Linked DNA regions of Homo sapiens: region 1 is linked to region 2. Evidence: read pairs that join two places in POLR2A ChIA-PET (ENCODE). Cell type or tissue: A673. All regions are shown on one strand. Each heading gives the region's core, and the rest is flanking DNA. Links, peaks and the distances in the headings are about the cores only.

What was found. Peaks named below come from ENCODE experiments on the same cell type or tissue, not always from the same donor. Only the 100,000 strongest peaks of a DNase experiment are listed, where the experiment ranks them.
Region 1: POLR2A ChIA-PET joins it to region 2 with 6 read pairs; 5 of 35 experiments call an interaction of 5 or more read pairs at or near these places.

The regions. Positions count from the first base shown.
Region 1 is chr11:61,119,554-61,122,452 of GRCh38, reverse strand. It overlaps CD5 (CD5 molecule), which reads right to left. Exons shown (of 11, transcript NM_014207.4): 5 at 2,878-2,899; 6 at 549-842. Among named protein-coding and RNA genes, the nearest start is that of CD5, 19 kb to the right of the region's middle. In A673, for the core only: no CTCF peak of the experiment used is centred there; DNase peaks (open chromatin) are centred at 1,112 and 1,482.
Region 2 is chr11:60,937,502-60,940,378 of GRCh38, reverse strand. SLC15A3 (solute carrier family 15 member 3) reads left to right here. Exons shown (of 8, transcript NM_016582.3): 6 at 741-899; 7 at 2,354-2,509. Among named protein-coding and RNA genes, the nearest start is that of SLC15A3, 13 kb to the left of the region's middle. In A673, for the core only: no CTCF peak of the experiment used is centred there; no DNase peak of the experiment used is centred there.

The DNA of each region.
Region 1 (2,899 bases), core at 306-2,805, 180 kb before region 2:
ATCCAACCATCCATCCATCCACCCACCCACTGATCCATCCATCCATCCATCCATCCATCCATCCATCCATCCATCCATCATCCATCCACCCACCCACCGATCCATCCATCCATCCATCCATCCATCCATCCATCCATCCACCCACCCACCCACCCACCCACCAATCCATCCATCCATCCATCCATCCATTTCTCTCTTTTACTTCCCGTTTAGTTACCATTCATGTAGCAAATATGTGCTATCTACCATTTGATTTTCTGGCTTCCACCTTGCAAAAGTAGAAGGTAGAAGGAGAAGTTCTATGACTCATCAGCTGCCTGACAGTGATCTGCCTGTTGCTTGCCCTGTCTCCTATTATTGTTCATGCCCATTGCTGTCTGAGTACTCTTGCTCCCTAGCCTTCCAATTTCCCTGTCTCCATCCTTTCTGGGTCTCTGGGACTCTCTGTCTAGCTCCCCAGGGCTTCCCTTTAGAGACATGCACCCTGACCGGGTCCTAGAGGTAAAGTAGTAACTGCTTCCACCCACTGTGGGCTGTGGCCAACTCACATGTGACAAACACCTTCTTGCAGTAGGAATTTCTCTCCCAAAGTTCGTGGCACTGGGACAGCTTCTGATGGGGACAGAAGAGCCCCCGGGATGTTGGGTCACCAGCGTCCAGCACTCGATAGGAGTTGACGCTGCCACACTGCTGCTCCCGGCACACCTCCTCCCACCGCAGCGAGCTCCTGGCTGAAGAGCTGTCACACAGGGCTGCCCACTGAGCCCCCTGGCGCACCTCCACGGTGCCTTCACAGATGCTGCTGCCCCCCACCAGACGGCTCTGCACCTTGGGCTGGAAACCTGAGAGGGGAAGCAATGGGAAAGGAGGGTGCAAGTGTGAACCTGAGCCTGTGTGCTGCTTCCTGGGGCCCCATGCCACTGGCAAATCGGGGCCCTGGCTAGGGGAAGGCACTGTGTGGGACCACCAGGAGAGGCAGCCTTCTTTTCTGCCCTTCCCTCCTTCTGGCACCCTCTGTGGCTCTTCCCCTGACCCAGCACTGTCTCTGGTGCCTCTGGGCAGCTGCCAGCACCATCCTGAGACACAGCAGCATAGGCGCTTTCTGCAGGGAGGCTGTTGGCAGCCACCAGCAGGGAGTCGGCTCCATGCCAGGTGGAGATAAGAGAAGAGCGTGGGAAATAGGCTCCACCTAGGTCCACTTCTCACTTGGAAACATCTTGTCATTATCCCGCTGCACTTTGGGAAGAAGGAGGACTTTTCAGAAGAGGGAAACTGAGGCCTGGGGGTTGGAAAGACCTACTGCCCTGAGTCCTGGCAGTTCACAGTTGGGACAGATCGTGCTGCCCAGGCACTGAACGCTGAGGGCCAGGCTTTCAGCAAGTGGGGCCTGGCTCAACAGAGGCACACATTTATTTCTGCCTGCCAGGGTGGGGCCTGGGAGTCTGTAGCTGAGGCCCACACATGCTCAGTTTAGAGAGAGTTGTGATCTCACCAGCTTTGCCCAGTTCCCATAGCAACATCCACCTTCAAAGCCCTAGTAAATCTATTTAGAAGAAGCTTCAAAGGCAAGAACCCTGGGTATGGTTTTACAGGTTGTAGCCTGCAGGAAGGATAGTAGCTGAGGGGCCGGTGGGACTGCGAGCCAGCCCCTGCTCTCCTCATCAGGCCAAGAGCCCCTTGGGAGCTGCTTCTGCTGGGGGAGGGGCAGCATTTTACTAATTTACACCAGGTACCCAGCGTGCTTGCAGGACAGCCAGGTGGCCCCGAGCAGTGATTCCTAGATTTGTGCACATAAATCACTGAGGACCTTGCTGAAAAGTGGATTCTGATTCGGAAGGTCCAGGCTGGGGCCTGAGCACCTGCATTTCTAACCAGCTGCTGCTGTTCCAGGACCACACTGAGTCACCAAGGCTCAGATAACAGGCTCTAGAGTGACCCTGCTTGAACAGAAATCCCAGCAAGTGCTCCATAGTACTGGGCGAGAGGTTTAGCCTCTCTAAACCTCAGCCTCCTCACTGTAAAAAGGGATGATAATAATAACACCCACCTCCTAAGGCCATGTGAAAAATTTAGAATGTCCAGGAATGGTCCCTGCATGAAGTAAGCTCTCGGTAAGTACAGTGTGGACTTCACTGAGAACACTTCCGGCCATGGGAACCCACTACTTCCGGAGGGAGGCGTACTGCGAAGTTTCTCCGTTTCTCCCTTCGTTTCAGCTGTGGTTTCTTCCCTTTAGTTTTCTTCATTGATCCTGGTTTGGCCCACCGGGGTCTCACAGACTCAGTCTCACCTGCCTCCTCCCCTCAACCACACAGCGGCATCATTCTCTTTACCTTGTCAGCACACGGCGCAGGACCCTCTGCAGAGCCCTCTTGGGGGCTGTCTCTGTTTCTCTCTTTGCCTGCTGTCCTCTGACTCCCGGGCCTCAGGGACCTCCCACCTCTCACCATTGCTGCAATGCCAACTCTTGGGATTTACAAATGCCCTTCCTGCAAGGCCCACCCCTCCAAGTGCCCCATCTTTGGCACAAGCCATAATTCCTACCTAGACATTTTTTTTTCTCCCCCAGACCCACGAAGAGACCTTGCCTCCTCCTGGAAGTCCTGCCGACTCCCCTTCCCCATGTGGCAGCTGAGCCAGCGGTTCCTTTGGGCTTGGGGTGTGTAGCTTTGCAGAGATTACCAAGGCATTGAGTGTGGATGCATCCTCCCCACCCCAACCCTTGTTACCTCTTAGAGGCCAAGACCAGGCCTCCACTTCCCTTGTATTCTCCATAGTGCCCTGTGCTGCACACATGTTCCCTGACCTTCTGGGATGCTCTGTGACCCCACCTAGGGCAGCAGAAGGTGTCATGGGGCTTGGCCAGGTCTCACTTACCTGAGCAAAGGAGGGCAAGAAC
Region 2 (2,877 bases), core at 365-2,864:
TTTATTCCAGCTATATCCTTAAAGCAGTTTGTCCTATTTTATCCTCACAATAATCCTGGGAATGTTATTCCTGCTTCTTGAGTAAGGGAACTGAGTCTAGAGAGGTTAAGTGATTTGCCCAAGGTCACACAGCTAGCCAGGCTGGGAACCCAGGTCCCCCAACTCCATGTCCAATGTTCATTCCACTAGAGCACAGCTATCTCCCAAGCAACACAGGAGAAGGAGATAACATAGTTAAACTTGAAAGCCAGGTTAGAAACACTACAGCAATACTTGACGTTGCAGTAGAGAAGTCATGTGATATCATGGAAAGTAGGCCAGCTTTGAAACCAGACATACCAGAGCTCAAATCCAGCCCTGACTACTTATCAGCTGTGTGACTGTGGGCTAGTTGCTTAACTTTCTAGTTAAGCACTTGAAAGTGCTAGTTATTTCACTTTCTTCCGCAGCAAGGATGCATGGTAAATGCCTAGCACATAACAGGTTCTCCATTAATGAGAGTTGTTAGTGTTATTGAGTGCAAAACTCAGCTTGGAGCTTCTAGCAGCCAAGACCAAAAGGGAGGAGTTGGTCACATCTTGGCCCCCTCCTCCACCCCCCAGTCCAGCATTCTTTTCCTTGCCTGCTGCTCAATCTTTGGCTGCTTCATGAGTACCCCATCCCCACCATGTACAAGCTCTTCTGTGGGCTAAGCTGCCTGGGGTGGGCCTGACTATAATCCCCCTCTGCTCCTCCACCAGGAGTCCTGGAGATGGAGCGCTTACACTACATCCACCACAACGAGACCGTGTCCCAGCAGATTGGGGAGGTCCTGTACAACGCGGCACCACTGTCCATCTGGTGGCAGATCCCTCAGTACCTGCTCATTGGGATCAGTGAGATCTTTGCCAGCATCCCAGGTACCCTGGATCCCCTCCCCTGCTCCTGCACCAGTGATGGGCTCTGCCCGGTGGCACCTCAAAGTCAGGTACCCCAGGGATGCAGCCCCCAGGGCCCATCTGCATGGAGGAAGGCAGTGTTTTCTGACCAGGGCTCATTCACCCAACGGGGGTCTATAATTAGCACCTGGTTCAAGTCAGCCCCTATGTGACAGGCACTGGGGATTTGGAGGCGAGCAAGAAACTTCCCACACCAGCTCTCCACGTATTCCCCTGGTGCCAGGTTCTCCACCCTCTGTGTCTTTGAAGTTGCTGTTCCCTCTACCTTAGACTGAAGGTGAACTCCAATATCCCCTTCAATTCTGAGCCTAAATACCAAGGTCCTTGGGCAGAAGGGGTCCTCCCTTCCCGCCCCGTGTTCATCTCTCTATCATAGCACACAGTACTCTGGGTCATAGTAATGGATTTCTATGTCCTTCGCTCCCCACCCTCCCAACCCCCTTCCCCGGGCTGGGAGCTAGAGCTGCAAGGCTGGGGCAGGCCCTTCAGTCAGCAAAAAAGCAAGGGCTTCCTCAGCTGCGGGCCCAGGGCTAGGCTGGGTCAGACATAAAGAAAAGACTGACCCTGGGAGCTCACTCAGATGGGGAGAGAGTCAGGCAAACAGTGAGCCAGTGGAGTGCTGTGGAAGTCAGGGCAGAGTGCAGTGGGAGCCCTTAAGCATGGAGAGGAGGCGGGCAGGTGAGTGGGTAGGAGGAGCGGTCTTACAGGCAGAGGGAACAGCATAAGCAAAGGCCCAAGCCTTTGGGAAGCGTGGGGGATAGGGCTGGAGAGGCATGGGAGGTGCAGGGAGCCGAAGTGTCGAAGGGCTTTGTGCGCTGAGCCTGCACCTTGGGATTTCTCCTGAAGGCAACAGCGCCCCTCCTCTCCAGGGGGTTTTGGCCGGGAAAGGACCCCATCCGAGGTCCTTTAGACTGATGCTCCTGGCTGTGTGAGGAGGACAGGAGTCAGGGGAGTTTAAGAGGCATTTGCAGAAAGTGACCAGGGCTGGGGTTGGACCCAGGGCAGAGGGAATAGAGAGAAGGACATATATTTAGAATAGATTTCAGAGGCTGTATCAAAACAATTTGACGATGACGTTGAAGGTGGGCAGAGAGGGTGGGGAGAGAGAGGAGGTAAAGATGGTGCTGTCACTGAAATGATAGACCTGGCAGGAAGGGGAGGAGGGGAGACAGAGCTATTGGGGCAGCGCATGGAGTACCCCGGTGCAGGGGTTCAGCCAGGAGGCAGGTGAGCAGGGCAGAGGGGAAGGCGGCATTGATGCATGGGTGCTGTCATTGCCACTGAGTGGACAGGCATCCAGGGGAAGCCTGGAGGGTGGCTTGGTGGGGGCAGGGTCAGGGGCAGCAAGCAGGGGCCTGGGCCTGTTCTCTGCGCCTGCACCAGCCCCTGAGATCGTCTCTGCTCCCCCTCTGCAGGCCTGGAGTTTGCCTACTCAGAGGCCCCGCGCTCCATGCAGGGCGCCATCATGGGCATCTTCTTCTGCCTGTCGGGGGTGGGCTCACTGTTGGGCTCCAGCCTAGTGGCACTGCTGTCCTTGCCCGGGGGCTGGCTGCACTGCCCCAAGGACTTTGGTGAGTATGGGGCCTCCCCAGGAGTGGGACATGGATGGAGGGAGGCTTGGAAAGGAGGTGGCAACTGCTAAAGTGCTTTGACTCTGGGGAGAAGCAAGTAGAGGGCTAGACTTGGGAGAATGGGGTTCTAGCCCGGGCTTGGCCAGTCACCCACAGCGTGGCCTCCCTCCTTGGGCCTTTCTTTCCCCAAGTGTTGAACTTAGTGGACCTCCAAGGCTCCTTTCTGCTTCTGGAACTCTGCCATCTCTGGCTGAAGGGTTACCTTTCTCATGGTGTTTATATTTCACGCCCCCTTCTGAATAGCTGAAGAGGAATTGTAGACACCCCTGGAGATCTTCAGGAAGTCAAACATTAGTGGGTATCTGTCC